2 separate regions of the Homo sapiens genome follow, and region 1 is linked to region 2. Evidence: chromatin loops called from intact Hi-C (ENCODE). Cell type or tissue: Caco-2. All regions are shown on one strand.

Evidence for each region. Peaks named below come from ENCODE experiments on the same cell type or tissue, not always from the same donor. Only the 100,000 strongest peaks of a DNase experiment are listed, where the experiment ranks them.
Region 1: it touches region 2 in a loop (7-fold over the local background); 3 of 110 quality-filtered maps call a loop at or near these places.

Annotation. Positions count from the first base shown.
Region 1 is chr20:15,483,388-15,491,387 of GRCh38, forward strand. The region is part of intron 7 of MACROD2 (mono-ADP ribosylhydrolase 2); the gene reads left to right. Among named protein-coding and RNA genes, the nearest start is that of MACROD2-AS1, 560 kb to the left of the region's middle. In Caco-2, no CTCF peak of the experiment used is centred here; DNase peaks (open chromatin) are centred at 3,784 and 4,524.
Region 2 is chr20:15,649,364-15,657,363 of GRCh38, forward strand. All of the region lies in intron 8 of MACROD2 (mono-ADP ribosylhydrolase 2), which reads left to right. Among named protein-coding and RNA genes, the nearest start is that of MACROD2-AS1, 720 kb to the left of the region's middle. In Caco-2, a CTCF peak has its summit at 4,972 (motif pointing left); a DNase peak (open chromatin) is centred at 4,988.

The DNA.
Region 1 (8,000 bases), 170 kb before region 2:
TCTGTATTGTTTTCCATTGATCTATTTCTCCATCCTTTTGCCAATACCACACTGTCTTGATTACTGAAGCTTTATGGTAAGTCTTGAAGTCAGGTAATATCAGTCCTCTGACTGTTTTCCAATATTGTGTTGGCTATTCTGGGGCTTTTATCTCTCCACATAAACTTTAGAATCAGTTTGTTTATATCCACAAAATAACTTGCTGGAATCTGGGTTGGGATTGCATTGAAAATATAGATTCTTCTTTCCAACTGAAAAGTTGGGAAGAACTGACATCTTGACAATATTGAGTATTTCTATCCATGCACATAGACTATCTCTTCATTTATTTAGTTCTCCTTTGATTTTTTTTTTATCAGTTTTGGAGTTGTCCTCATATAGATCTTTTACATATTTTGTTAGATTTACACCTAAGTATTTCATTTTCAGGTAGCTAATATAGACGGTATTTTGTTTTTAATTTCAAAATCTACTAGTTTATTGTTGGTACATAGGAGAATGTTTGACTTTTGTATATTAACCTTCTATCTTGCAATCTTGCTATAATTGCTTATTTTCTCCAGGATTTTTGGGTCAAACCTGGATTTCCTACATAGACAATCATGTCATCTATGGATAAAGACAATTTTACTTCTTTCTTTCCCATCATTATGCCTTTTATTTTATTTTATTTTATTTTATTTTATTTTATTTTATTTTTCTTGTCTTGCTGCTTTATCTAGGACCTCCATTGTGATGCTGTTAAGTTCCTGGTCTGATAATTTCAATATTCCTTCCATATCTGATTCTGATGCTTGATCTGTCTCTTCAAACTTTTGCTTTTTTCTTTTAGTAAGTCTTGTAAGTTTTTCTTGACAGCCAAACATAATGTACTACGTAGAAGAAAAAAAAGAACGACAATAAATAAGCCTTTAGTCATGTGGTGGTTAGATGTCAGGGGAGGGGAAGTATTATATAGTTATGTGATTAGATCTCAGTCTCTTGGCAACCCTGTACCTCTGAACTGTGAACATCTCAAGTGTTTCTTAGGTCCTCCACCTCTTTTAGGTGGGGCAAGAGGGCTAGAGTAAACTGGAATTAGGCATTTCCTTTCTTCTATCTGGAAGGCTAGAGTGGGCTAGAGTTGAGTATTTCCCTTTCCCCAGGTTGGTTAGGATCTGATAGAACCCCAATAGTTTAGGCTCAGGTGAAATATTTTCTCTTGAAGGCAGGCCTTATTATGACACACAGAATGCTGTGGCATGTTTCAAGATGTTTCTTCTTTTTTCCCTTCCCACTTCTGGAAGCATGAGGGGATTTTTCTCTAATATTCATTGTGAGAACCTGGTCCAGCTCCTGGAGGTAAAAACTCACAAAAGCATGATAGCCCTGGATGAATGGATCCCCTTGGAGTTTCCATCATTCAGACTGGTCCACATGGAGCCTCTAGTAATCCGTCAGTTAGAGTTTAGGCTTTTCTACTCCAGTACTCGTTCCTGCGGAGGCTTCTGCTAAGGGATTTCTGCTCAGATAAGTTGTGATTCTCTGTACCCACCTGTCTGTCTCTCCAGTTTTGGGGACAGCAGTTTGCTCTGTGACCTCACTTCTTCGAAGGATCTAAAGAAAGTTGTTGCTTTCTTTTAGTTGGTTTAGCTGTTCACGTGTTGGCACATGTGTTAGGACAGAGTGACATCTTCCAAACTCCTTGCATGTTGAACCGCCTATATATTGTTATTCTCACTATCTAGGATGTCTAGGAAAGTAAGAAAAAGATCATGTGCTGGCTCTCATTTTGTCATCCTCCTGACTCTTCATTTTCTTTGAGCCTAGGGACAAAAATGAAGGCCTGTTACTTTGTAAGAAGAAAAATGTCACATGTTCATAAGTGAAATACTGAGCAAACATCGACTCGATTTTTCCCTGAGGAATTGCTTCAATCTACACAAAAGCTCCACCTTCCCAAAGAGGTCCATCAAAGTAAATCTCTAACATTTGTGTTTAAATGGATAGTTATTTCTACTATGAGCACATCCTGAACTTCTTTTCCTGCCCCAGCAGGTTTTCCTGGCACATTACAACTCCAGGCTATCTTGTATCTGCTTACTACAGCTCAAGCAGGAGAACAGATTGATTTTTGATGAGAAATATGCCTTTTCTGGGGTTTCCTTATTCTACCACAAACTTGGTCCAGAGCTCATTGTTTGTGAAATACTGTCATTCATTATTAAGACGAACAATGATGCCTGCTGTGGGAAATGTGCATTTTAAAATGCAGTTTTCCTCCTTTAAAATTCTGTGGCTTATTTGGTCTCTTCATTCTCCTGTCATTCGTCAAACACTTGCTATACCCCAAGTGCCTTGCTGTGGTTAAGAGGAATGAGCCAGGTTCTGTCTGTTTGAGGGAAATGGTACATGCATCACTTCCAATTACATTTCTCTAGGCATTTTCAGGAGCAGTAACTTATGTATGGGTAAAACTTAGAAATCCAAAACCAGCCAAGGGGATGTTTTAGGTAGAATAGTAAAAGATCTTGTATGCAATTATTGCATGAATCGCAGTCGATTACTCAGGTCATTCTAAATTCATTTTAGATGATTTAAAGAAACGTATCCATATTACTAGGATGTGGTGAAATCCACTGTATAGCAATTTGGGGAGTTTAAGAAGTTTCCTTTGGGAGTTGATATTATAGACAATGACATGTATTTTATAATTTCTTCAGAGGTTTGGCTATAAACAAGACAGTTTTGTTGAAATCTGTTCATCTACTATCAGTTCCTCTTCCTCAGGAAGAGAATCTGAAAAAAAAAGGTAGGTAATGTCAAGTTCCAGGGGCAGAGAGGGGATAGTGAATCCATACTTGATCTTAAAAATTGAGCCCACCTATACTTCCAGTCATCACTCTGTGGCACATTGAAGAGCATGGAGCCCCCACCTGGTTTTCCAGGCCTACTGTGCACAACAGCATTCCTGTACCTTTAGGCTTTCTTATATCTTTCAGCTTTCTCTCCTTACTAAGCAAATAAGATACATTTAGGGAAGGAGGGCTAACAAGAAGACCTGTAGGGGAGCAAAATGCTTGTGACTTGTGCAGTTTAGTCTTCACAACAAGAGAGAGTAGACTTATCCCCTCTTATATGTTACCGGTGAAGACATTGAGGAATAGAGACCTGTTTTGCTCACTCAGATTGTACTTTTCAGGGGAAGGATTCAATGCCTGGTAGGTCTGACTCTAAAGCCAGGGTTTCTCTTGAACCAGATCTCAGCTCTCTTTGAATTCATCAAATTGGTATGAAGGATTTATTATGCAGAGAATATTTTTACCTTGGACAGATAGTCAGTAATTGAAGCCAGATTCCAAAGGTGGCAAAGACCTAGATAGGAATGAAAACCATCTTCAAGTGTTGTATATCCTCAGAGGGATTTCTGAAACATTGTGTGTTCACCAGCAGCATTAGTTCTCACTCAATGTATCAGTCATATTTTTCCGCATTACAAACAACCTCTAAAACCAAGTAGCTGACAGCAAATAGCATGTATTGTCTTATTTACAAGACTGCGGGTTGGCTGTGGTTTAACTGATCAAGACTGGGCTTGGCCTAACCAAGCTGGACTCTTGGCTTCTGCTGGGCACAGGTCTTTTCCTTCTTTTTCATTTCAGGTACCTGTCTGAAAGGGCAGTAGTTATCTCGGACATTCTCTTTCCATACCAGCAAACACTTTAAAACTTCACATCTGCTCACATACCACTGACTAAAGCAAGTCAGATGGCCAAAGTCAACATTGATGGGGCAGGGAAATATGTTCCACCCAGGGTGGCAGGCTCTGCAAATTCAGATGGCAAAGATAAGCGAAGAATTGGGAACACTTATCTAATCCAGCACTCTCAGAAAGTGATCTAAAAAAGGTGTCACAAGAGTCTAATGGTGTTACTGCTCATGTCAGACTTGAAGCTATGTCCTCTGACTCAACACTGGAATTTTAGGAATGCCTCACTTGATATCTTTTGGAATGTCTTTGAAAATGAGTTTTAGGATGATGTCCTCCAGCAGATTTTAATTATATCATATAATGTACTTTTAATCACAAAATTGTATCCAATTATGTATTATTTTTAATCATAATCTTAGTCCTTCAAATTCTTTTCATCTCTGTCTCAATCAGCAATAGTGTGGCTGCCATTGTATACCCTATCTAAACCATAGAATAGAAGTCTTGCCCACTGGACCACCCTTTTTTAGGCAGATTCCACGTGCTACCAGCGGATGAAGTCAGACAGAACTCAGAATAGAGTGTCATGGCCAAGGTCTGTCTTAAGATTCAAACATGAAAAGGAAAGATTCTCCATGCCAAATGTTCACCTCAGGGGAGCTGAACACTGAGAAGTTTTACAGAGGAATTCCTAGAATTTTGAGGGCAGTTTACAAACTCAGGCCTTCAGGGGGCTTGACTATCACTGAAGAGCAAAAGCCAATAGTCAGGGGATTTGAGGGCTATCTTTCTTTCTTCTACACTAAGATAATAAGGGTGAATGCTGCTGAGACGGTGATGACGTGTTCAGCATGCCTGCCTCTGGAGAATCATGCACCTGTCTGTGCCTGTGAGAGCATAAAAGCTCCATGAGACACAAGTGGTTTACATCCTGGGAGTCAGTAACAAAGCTAAGAGACCCTGTCTGGTGCTGTGTCCCTGAAAGGGGTCCTTCAGTCTGTCCTAGTCTAGGGATCCTAGGACACAGGCCTTTGTCAAAACCCCAAGCCAAGGGGACCTAGCTGTCATTCTCCTAGGTCGTGTTTTTAAGTTGATCAAGGTCACGTGCATGGAGTGTCTAGGCCAGCAGAAACTCCAGAGAGCAGCACAGAAGTTTGTATCCTGCCCTCCAGTGAGAGGGCTTATTCTCATAGGCCTCAGGTGGCACAGAATCACTGCAGGATGCTAGGCAGCCTCCTAGGACACAGGATCAGGCAGGTATTTCTCATGTTCCCAAATGTGGCATGACACCATGTTGAGCACCTATTTTGCTTTGAGCCCGAAGGTGGAAAGGAGAACAAGACAGACAGAGCTCTGTCTCATGGAGCTTAAATTCCAGCAGGGTGGACACACAATAACCAAGCAAACAAAACGGACATCATTTCAGGTAGTGATAAGAGCAGCAAAAGACCCCTGCAATCCAAGGTGAGGAGTTTAGATTTTGCCCATAGTGCAGAGGAAGCCCCACTGGGGGGCTCCTAGCGTGGATGTGACATGGTGTGCTTTATGTTTGGAAAGATCACTAGCTACCAGGACTATGCACCATCGAATGCCACCCATTCAATAAGCAGAAACTGCATTTTCATCTCTCAGTAGATCCCAATATACGCCTTTTCTATTCAAATGTGATGTCCTCAATGAACTCCTTTGATTACCCCTGTAGGGAAAATGTTCTTTTAAAAAAGAATTTCTAAAAACCCTATTCCAGGTGATTCTATGAGATCTTTCATCTCCTGTCTCAGAAGACTTATCCAGGGGTAGCAGGAACAGCTTGCATAGAATAGAATTTGTTTCACGAACCATTTCTCCAGTCATTATTATAATTCCTTAGGCAAAAGATGATTTCAAAAATACCCTCCGAAATAGACACTGGAGCTCATAAGTTTGAGGAGCTGATGAAGCTTGCATAGATTGTAACCTTGTGTCCTATAAAAATGCAGTTCATTTATACCTGTTTTGCAGAGCAGAGGAAACACAACTTGAAAGGAAAACTTCATGTTTTGCAGTTTTTTAAATAAATGAAAGAAAAAGTGTCTCAAGACCAAAGCTGAATATAGTAGAATTTATGGAGTATCATTTGCTTTGGCACACATAATGTCAAGTGAAATGAAAGAATGGTGTGAAGAGATGAGGATGAGAAGAAGTACAGAATTTCCCTTTTCCCTTTTTATATTATGACTAATTCTAGAGGCCCTGCTAGGGACATCAGTGCTAAGTTGAATAAAATAAAGGAAGGGGTAAGACAGGACCATGGGGAAAGAAGCGATGTCACAAAAGTTCTGTAGTGAGCCAGTGGGCCACAAATTTACACGCTCCAGTCATGTCCAGAGTGATGGTACCTAAATGTTCAAGTGTAATTGAGCCATCAGAACTGCCAGCTTTTCTACCTTCTCAAGAGATTCCTTGGGCCCCACACACACTCTGCAATGAAGACATTAAATGGTAGAATGGGTGCTGTCACCTGAGAAAGAGGGTAGCACATCTAATTCCATGGGTCCTCTGGGCATAGCTTATGCAGAAGGCCATGTGTTTGGTGCTCTGAAACAGCTCCCTGCCCACAGGGGCTTCCAATCTGATTTCCTTTCTTTGGGGTTTCAAACCGTGTAACATCCAGACTGGAGTGTCTGACATAGAGGCTTTCTGGTATGTTCCATCCATTCTGAGGACCAACAACATGCCAGGTTCCAGGCTCCAGGCTAGGGTATGGAGGGGGTGTGGGCTGGTATACTGGTCCTGTCCCTTGCTTGAGTCTTCCACGAGCCACTTTTCCTCTCCTGTAAAATGGGAGATATTATATACATTTTGAAGGGAGTTTTCAAGGTTTGATTTATTTTTTGTGGAAGCCAGAGGTGGTTTGGCTTCTAAGAATAGCCTAGGCTCCCACCCATGCCCACCACAGCATATCATTACTTTCTCTTCAAGCAGATGCAAGTCCAAACTGCCTTACTGGGTTATATTGAGTCTATTAAAACTGCATGACAAAGTCACACCATACTTTGCACACCTCTTGGCATTTCCTTCCTTCCTTCCTTCCTTCCTTCCTTCCTTCCTCCTTTCCTTCCTTCCTTCCTTTCTTCCTCCCTCCCCCTTCCTTCCTTCCTTCCTCCCTTCCTTCCTCCCTTCCCTTCCCTTCCCTTCCCTTCCCTTCTTTCTCTCTTTCTTTCTTTCCTTCTTTCTTTCTCCTTTCTTTCAACAGGGTTTCACTCTGTCACCCAGGCTGGAATGCAGCCTCCAATTCCTAGTCTCAAGCAATCCTCCCATCTCAGCCTCCTGAGTAGCTGGGACTGCAGGCATGTGCCTGGGTGATTTTTATTTTTTAATTTTGTAGAGATAAGATCTCTCTATGTTGCCAAGACTGGTCTAGAACTCCTTGGCTCAAGCAATCCTCCTGCCAAAACATCCCCAAATGCTAAGATTACAGGCATGAACCACCGCACCTGGCCTTGGGAGTTTTCAATATAAATCCAAATTAATTCTGTTGAGGTGATCAGACCCAACACCAGGTCATGGGGGCGACGAAGTCCACCGGAGTCAAAGGAATGAGAAAAAGTTTGAGAGAGAAAGTGGGACCAGGGAGCCATCACGAGTGGGGAGGCTACGAAGGTCCCGAGCTCTGGGAGCCAAAGAAACAGGTAGTGAGGATGTGGGGGTTGAAAGGAAGCAGTGTATCAAGTGAATGAGAAACATATGGCTACTTGAGCTAATGGGAGTGATAGAAGCAAGGAGCCAGCAAGTCTAGCAGATATGCAAGCCCTACCTCAACTTCTGTCCCAACACTCAGCTTTTCTCCCAACAAATTATCTTTGCCTCTTTCCCTCAATACAGTAAAGTCCAATTACATTGCTGTCCATTTACAGAGCAACTCATCTTCCTTTTTCTTTTCTCTTCTACTTTCCATTGTATTCTTATGAAAATTAAACGAGGTAACACAGATAAATGCTACTAAGTAGAGTGACTTATACATAATAATTGCTCAGTAAATGCTAACAGCAGCGGCACTAGCAGCAGTTTATTATTATTTCAAGATTGCTGTCTTGTCTAGTGAGCCAGGTGTGCATGCCAATGTGTGCCTGGACTAGATGACCTTTATACTCCCCGAAGTGAAATATTATGTTACCGTCGTGCTGACAGCCAGTGAGCTCCCCAACTCCTCCCCAATTAATTAGCTATTTTATAGAACATTTCTCTACTGTGCATGTGCTAGAGGTTACAAGTAGAATACAGTGGAGAAGGGGTGATCGCAAGATCAGACATGACACCTCATTGTCTC
Region 2 (8,000 bases):
CTGAGCAGTCAGTTGGTAAGTTTAAAATTTCAAGAGCGCTCCAAGAGCAAACACAGTAAAGACCATGCAAGTTCCAGAGTCGTGAATTATGACAGAGCTCACTCATTTTATTCCTTGCCTGCAGTTGTTCCAAATCTCATAGCCTCAACTCTCACTGTCCAGACACAGAGAAAACATCTGTTTCCAAAATCCCATTGAAAGTCCTAAGCTTTGCCTTACTTGGGGCCACTTCTGAGTGACTCACAGAAGTCATTAGGTTGCTATGTGGCAATTAGTTTAGGCCTGCGATTTCTTAACCAATCTCTGTGTCAAGAAAGATAGTACCACTCTGATTGGCTTAGACAAATTAGGGTCTACTTTTTGAGGAGGGGATCTTTGGGGAGGAAGCCACAATGTCCTTTATAGGCTTGGAAAAAAATCTGGGTGTGTATTATTGCAAAGCCATTTAAGACTGTGTGTTTCTTTATCAAGAATGCTTTCCATAACCCAAAGATGTCACATATACAAAATTTGAGCAGAAGATTTGCTTCTAAAATAGTTTCATATCTTTTGTAATTCTTAATTATGGTATACATAAATAGACTTACTTCTTCCCCATTGGATGCTATGAAACATACCCATGACTATTTAAAAATAATAATTCACTATTAAATTTAGATAACAAATGTTAATATTGTAAGACAATAGCTTCCCTTAAATTCTAGTTCTCTCTGCTTACTTGATGTGACTATCAGTAGATAAAGGGTCATGATTTGGATCTGGGGAAGGACTTGCTGCTTCTGGTTTGTATAAAGGAATTAAGTAGGGAATGTGTAGGAAATCTGGCTGGGCTCAGCAATGCCAGCTTTAATGGAATCCAAACAGGTTTTCTTAAAAATAAATGGTCATGAGAAAGCTGAACGTCAACCTCCTTTCCTGTTGATAAATGACAATGTATACCAGATTGTATCAACAGTTCCGTGGAGCAGGACACCCCTCTGCTTTTGAGTCTCTGAAAAAAAATTATGCTGCTTTCCAGCAACTGATCTCCTTTTTCTCCATACTACCGCCTTTCTTTGTCATTTCTCTCACACTTTTGTTATCTTCTTTAATTGCAGTATATTCTTTCGCTTGGCAAACACACATACAGCAAAGTCAATCCAAAGTGCTTCTGATTTGAGCAAGTTCCTTGCTCTAGGCTCACCTGAAAATGACCATCTGTGTTCAGGTCATAGAACTTATAAATATACATTTAATTTTTTTTCTGTTTTCCACTCACTTTTTATAAAATAAAGGAAAACAAATTTCACAGTGTTGTCTAAAGACTGTTCAGCAGTTCTGTTCATGATACTGCCTATCTGCACCACTGATGTTGGATAGCACAATTTTTTTTTGTTTTTCAATGAATTAAAATACAACCTAGTATGCAAAAGATGCTAAAATAGGAGAAACAAGGCATATAACATGTGAAACCTGAGAACCCCTTGCGCTTGCCATTCCACACCTTTTCAGAAGACTGAAAACTCTACATTATTGACCATGTTGGTGTCATCAGCACACCTGACAATGATCTTCTTATCCTTATGGAACTGGACATCCTAGCCTTTCTATCTGCTCTTGGCATAATCTCTTCTCTTAGAGGGTACTGTTTATTACTTTTTGAAATTGAAGTGAATACAAATTATTTTTGCTTGGAGAATATCTTTGAGAACTTCATGACACCCTTTGAAAATTTGAAAATGGTTGGGTTTTTGGTTTGTTCCAGAGGCCATATTTGGTAAACACCAACTTCTGAGGCAAACAACATTTCTGCACAGCTGGCCCCAGAGGCGGTCCTTGTGCCAAATCCACCCATGCAATGGTTGATGCCAAAGAGTTCAGAAACACAAATCCAATTTAATTCTGGCTCAAAAAAGCAATAAGTGTTTAAATTGGATTTCTGTGGAGTTTGTTCTTATTAAGCACAGCACGCAAACTGCTTTATAGGCATTTATTATTTAGTTATTTCTAACAAAGGATCTTATAGATCCAGCATCTATAATTAATCGGGAATGAGAGTAGATGCTAGCCAACATATGCTCTGTGACCCAGAACTTGCACTAGGAAAGCTATCAGGTTTGTACCAAACACCAGGGTCGTTGGCAAAAGTTTGCTTCATTAAATTCGGCTTTGTGGGTTTTATGCTTTTAATCCAGGCTCTCAGCTCTGTCTGTCAGCCTTACCTGTATCATATTAAACTTAACAGGGTCAATATGATGCAAAGAGGTGGCACCTGGAAAGTGGTGTATCAGTGACTCCGCTTTCAATCCAATCATCCTCCCATTATGTCTTGTCATCTTTCAACTCCAGTGGTCCTGAGGCTTCTTCCAGGCACCTCCACTCGAGATTATTCCTGGATATGTGCTCACCCCCATGTGGCCCATGCTCCATAATGATGGGTCCCATCTCGATCTCTATAAATTTCCTTTTCTGTTGAAGCACTAATGAAAAGATAATTTCATAAATGGTTATGGGAATGGCTTACTTGGTTCTCGGTTGCTTTTTATCTTTTCCTAATTACTTTGCATTTTAGTAAGAGCCTTCCAGAAACAGAGCCTAAATAAACCAGGGTTGTAATGGTGGAGATGGCAGCCCCATGAAGCTAATGAGATAGTTGGAGTCAGACTTATTGCGTGGCCATGGGAGGTCTGGCTCTGCTTACCTACATTTTATACTTGGCCCAGAACCTTGCTCACAGCATTTGATAAGCAACCCATTGTTCTGATTCCTAGACACTGATGTCAGAAACAAGCACTCACCTGCTAGTGTTGATCACATACTCCATGATTATTTATCAAAAAAGGCCTTTTCTTTATGAGACTGTTGTTCAGTAGGCCCTTTATAGTCACAAAGGATAATTCTCATAAGCTTTAATAAATTCCAAATATGAGTTTAGAAATGTTAGTGCTAGTTCTGGCTTTTCTTGGTTTCTATTTCCAATGAGAGTCATGTGCTTTCAATGCATATATTCACATTACAAGTTAATTCTTTTCATCTTTCACACTAAGCTTTTGTATTTTGTTTAGTGTATTTTTTTTATTTCACAGGAGAACAGAAAAGTTTACTTTGCCACAGTCAGTAATATAGAAAAGATCGAAAAGAGAATAAAGAAAGTGTTCTAAGAAGTGGCTGCTGTGTGGATGACTAGGTTCACTAACTAGCTGGGTGACTTATTTCTATGTCAGCCTTGCAGTGGACACTATTAACATTTGGGCATCTGCAAAATTATACCTTACTACATCATGGATTTTCAGATTAATAATCAAGATGTAAACTCATAAGTGCTAAAAGTGTGAATGCCACAAGTCTATTTTATTGACTTTGACTTTTGTGGTTTCCTAGCTCTTTTTTTTTTTACATAGTTGCCTTGAGTAATTCATCTACTCCCTTTCTGCCCTAGTTTTCTCATTCATAAAATAAGTATAACAGTACATACAAATGCTGTCTTCCACAGGGTTGGTTGTTATGGGAATTAAATATGTTAATATGAGTAAAATGCATAGAAAAATGCACAGAAGTCTTACTGTTGTAACACTAAAGCTACAACTAATATTACTGCTATAATTATTGCATTATTGTTAATTGGCCTGATAATTGCATTATCTCATTTTGTATAATGTTGGGCGAGGAATTCATTCAAGTAGGAAAGATCTAAAAGATAATACATTAGAAAAGACAAAAGTAAAACAAGTACAAATTTCTAATTTCTCCTCTAGGCCCTACACACTCTTCAAATCCTAAACTTTTGGACTTCTATCTCTTACACCTAAAGTGAACCTTCTAGAGGTAATTGCCATCTGCATAGTTAGACATGTCCAAAACAGATTAGCACTCTCTTTATTTGTGCACATAAATTGCTATGTCTTTTATTCAATAAATAATTTTTGGTCACTTATTCATGACATCGTGGATGATACAAAGATGAGAAGCACATGATTTCTATTATCAGAGAGAAAGAAGAAAAATATATGGACATGTGACTAAAGTCAAACGTGCCATGTCAACAAGTATGGGCAGAATCAGCTGTCGTGCAGTAGATGAATATTTTGGCTATATGCAAGATCAGTGGAGCATCAATCACTCAGTCTGAATGTGCAGCAATTAGATTCAGTTAGGTTAATCTGTTACTGGATTCCACCATTCCAACATCTGGTTGGCTCAGTCATAAAAGTGTTTATTATCTCCGTAAGTCAGTCTAAACTCATAGTAGGCTGCCACTTGGAGCTTCTGCAGTGATAGGACACCAGCATTCTTTCCCTCAGTGGCCTATGACTGCTGTTGGTCAGGTGTCTACAGTGACTTCAAGATGATTCCACATCCTTGAATCATTTCTCAACACTTACCAGTGCACTGGGTTGTTGGGATATAAACACAGGAACCCACAAACAAGACATCCTCTTTCTGGGACTGACTATAAATCCCTATCCCGTATTCATACTGGAAAACTGGTAAGACCTTGTAACCCTCAGCATTCTTTTGCTATCTGAGAATTAGGGGCTGGAATTTAGGCCAGCTCTTTTCTAGGCTTTCTTGATTTTTCCACTCCAATGGAAGAAAAGCAGAGGAGGAAGCAAGCAGGAAGACATGGAAAAGAGGACAAGATCTATGTCCCTCCGACTAGGGCAGAGTTTGGATAAGCATCCCATTCCAGCCCTATTCTCTGGTTACCTTGCGCTTTTCATGGTTGACAGGATGGGAACCCTCCCAAACAGCAGGCTGCGCCGGCCCTAACTTATGTGACCGGTTGTAAAGGAGAAAAGGCTAAATCAATAGGGTTATAAAAGCACATACCATGCAGAAGTTCAGAGAAAGCAACAAGGAAGAACCTGAAAAGTCAAGAGCATCACCATTATCAGAGAAGTTTCACTTCTAACCCCATTTACTTAGCATACTGAGCTCCACCTTTACCATAGTGACCTCCTGGTAAGTGGGTGCCAGGAGCTCCCCCTAGAGTTTAAAATGTGCCATTGTCAATACCTCTTAACAGCCTGGGGGAAAATGCTTGTCTGGCAGGCATAAGGCCCAGAGGAGATGGGAGTTCAGAAGTCTACGTATTAGGTTGGTGCAAAAGTAATTGCGGCTTTTGCCATTCATTTTGCACCAAGCTAATACACAATTACAAGCCAAAGTAGATATCTCTCCCTCTTCCCTAAGCACCCCTCCACTTGAAGTGATTTTGCCCACACCACATTTGAACAAACTCAAACTGCCCCCTTCAAAATGATGGGATGGGGGAGTGGGGAAATGGTTAAGTCTGTCAGCTAAGCTGTCCCAGAGTTCTCAGAGTCAGAATGGAGACGATTGCTTTGGTATCTGTTTGATGGCACACAAGGAAGAAAAGGCAGCTACACATCTTTCTCTTGCCCTTTGGCAGCAGATCACAAATGTCACAGCTTGGGAGGGTGCCAATTAGTGCCCCTTGTATCCTAAATAACCTGCCACAGAAATAAAATACCAAGCAGTCCTTGCTTTGTCCTTGTGAGTTGGGGCCCATGCTTTCCCCCATATAGAGTATCTAATTTTGAAAATGTCACTGTAGATATCGGCACACAGTGATTCTACAGCTGGAGAGATGAAGGTGGAGGCCGCATATGATTTGAGTCACCATGCTTCTCCACGGACTGCACTAAGTCTCGTCTATAGGACTCAAGTTAGGTAGCAGTTCATAGAAATGGCATGAGGTCAGATAAAGTAAACGATTTCAATCACACTTGAAAAATACAATGTGTGTGTGTGTATGTGTGTGCGTGTGTGTGTTGTGTGTATGTATGTGTGTGTGTGTAAAACACATTCTCAAAAAGGGGGTGATAGTATAATACTTAGATGTGAAAAAGGACAACTCTGATAATTGTAGAAAATTACCTTGGTATGTGCATATATACCTTTTGAAAATAGAGATGTTTAGGCATTTTATATTCATTTTTTAGAGTTCCACTTTTTTTTTTTTTTTTTTAACATTCTCTTCTCTTTCTCTGTTGATTTACCGATAGAATATGTGTGTGTCAGGACACTTGGCAAGATAGAGACAGCTGGAAGTAATAGAGCCAAGCTCTGTTTGAAAAGCTGAATTTTCACAAGTGGTTTGGGGTTTAGGTGTGGGGAGCAGAAATCCTGGGCTTCGGAATAACTTTTGAAAAGTTGCTCCCTTGACGTAAAGATTTGAAAGAAGTAATTCACAGCCTGCCTTGCACTTTTTAAAAGTTGTGTAACATTACGCCACCTACCACAAAAGAAAAAATGTATATAGGAAAAGACACGTCAACATTATTTCGAATGATGTATTTTTAATGTCATAACTTTCTATTATTATTTAATCTGTCAAGGAAAACATATACTGGAAACATTTGAGAATCCTCCCTCCCTGCCACCTTTGCAACACACACATGTCCACACGCACTTTTCTTTGCCAAAAGTAAGAAGCTGGGGTCTGGAAGGCTTGCTCCTGAATATGGTGTATATCTTATGTAAATAAAACAGAGCATGCAGCTCAAAAAGAGGAAAGTAGTTTGTTTTTCCATCTTTGATTTCTGCTGTTGTGGCTCCTCTTTGTTACGAATTAAGTCTTTACCATCATTTAGTGAAATGTTATCCTCGTAATGGTAACCTGGATTGTTACCAAGTTACTTTTACAGACACCATCTCCATTTCTCCAGTGATCTAGTAACTCCGTGGTGGATTTAACTCCCCTATTGTTTTTGGCTTATACACATGAGTCTGTCTAATGCAAGCTGTGTTTTTCTGGGGGCCGAATAAAAAGTCTTCATGAGTGATAGTGCTGGGGTTGCAGTATTGAAACATACTATTGGGATCCGTTTTCTGATTTTGACTCAGTAGCCTGTCAGAGGCAGAATGCTTCTCCTTTTGATAACAGGGCTAACTAGTTTCTGAAGGAATGCATAAAAGAGTCAGGCTGTATGAATTCCAGAGTCTTAAATTCCTTTAGCTATGCCCTGCAATCTTTAAGCAGGAAATATAAACATGTACCAGCTATAAAATGTGTGAGAACAATAATAGGAATGGCTATCTTTCTTGCATCTCTCAAGTGTGACATACAGAGGAGAGCTGTATCTTATTACTAACCTTGTCCATCAAGCTAATATTTGTATATTGCTTTTCTAGGGCCTAATGGCTGAGCCCTATCTCTGAATATTGGATAAAGGAGCAATTAGAATCGTTTGTGCCAAACCCCAGAGTTGGAACTGCAGGCCCTTTTAATATGAGTCCAATAAGGAAAGGTTTAGTGTAAATGAAGGTCAGCTGTCTTGAGGTCCCTGACCAAAGCTCTGTGTGAAAGCTAAACAGAGCCGGAGGGAGTTTTTTTCACCTGGCTATAGGCTAAATGCAACACAGCCCTATAGCATGCAGATGCTCCCAAATAACTAACTTATTTTCACAAGGAATTATAAAGCATAGGAAAATTAATAAATTAAACATAGCTCCAGTCCTGCCCCCAAGAATAGATTGCACTACTAAGTTTTGGCAAAAGTAAGAAGAGACCATAAAAGTATTAGAAAAAAAAAGAAGGAATAATTTATTAAAAGTTTCTATTTTTTAAGTAAGTATATGATAAAAATAAAGATGTTTCCAATTTGATTTCTAAATCTTTGACTCTTCAATTGCTTGGTTTCCATGCTTGGCATGGAAAGAAGAAAGGAAAGGAGAAAGAAGGAAGGAAAGAAGAATTGCAGGCAAGTAAGAATGAAAAAAGGTAAGGACAGGAAGAAGGAAGAAAGAAGGCAGAAGGAATAAATGAATGAATATGCCTGAATGGCCACATGGAAAATTTAAAAATTATCCAATGCTGAGTAAAAATCAATGACAGCCAGTAAACAAGCACATAAGCACACTCCCCTAATAATCCGTCAAATAGGATGTTTTTAAATCACAGCAATATTTGTTATTTCTTCTGATGCTTTCTATTTGTTCCAAGCCTTAGAGCATAAGGCTAGCTACTAAAGAGCAGAAAGAGAAATCGAATTCGG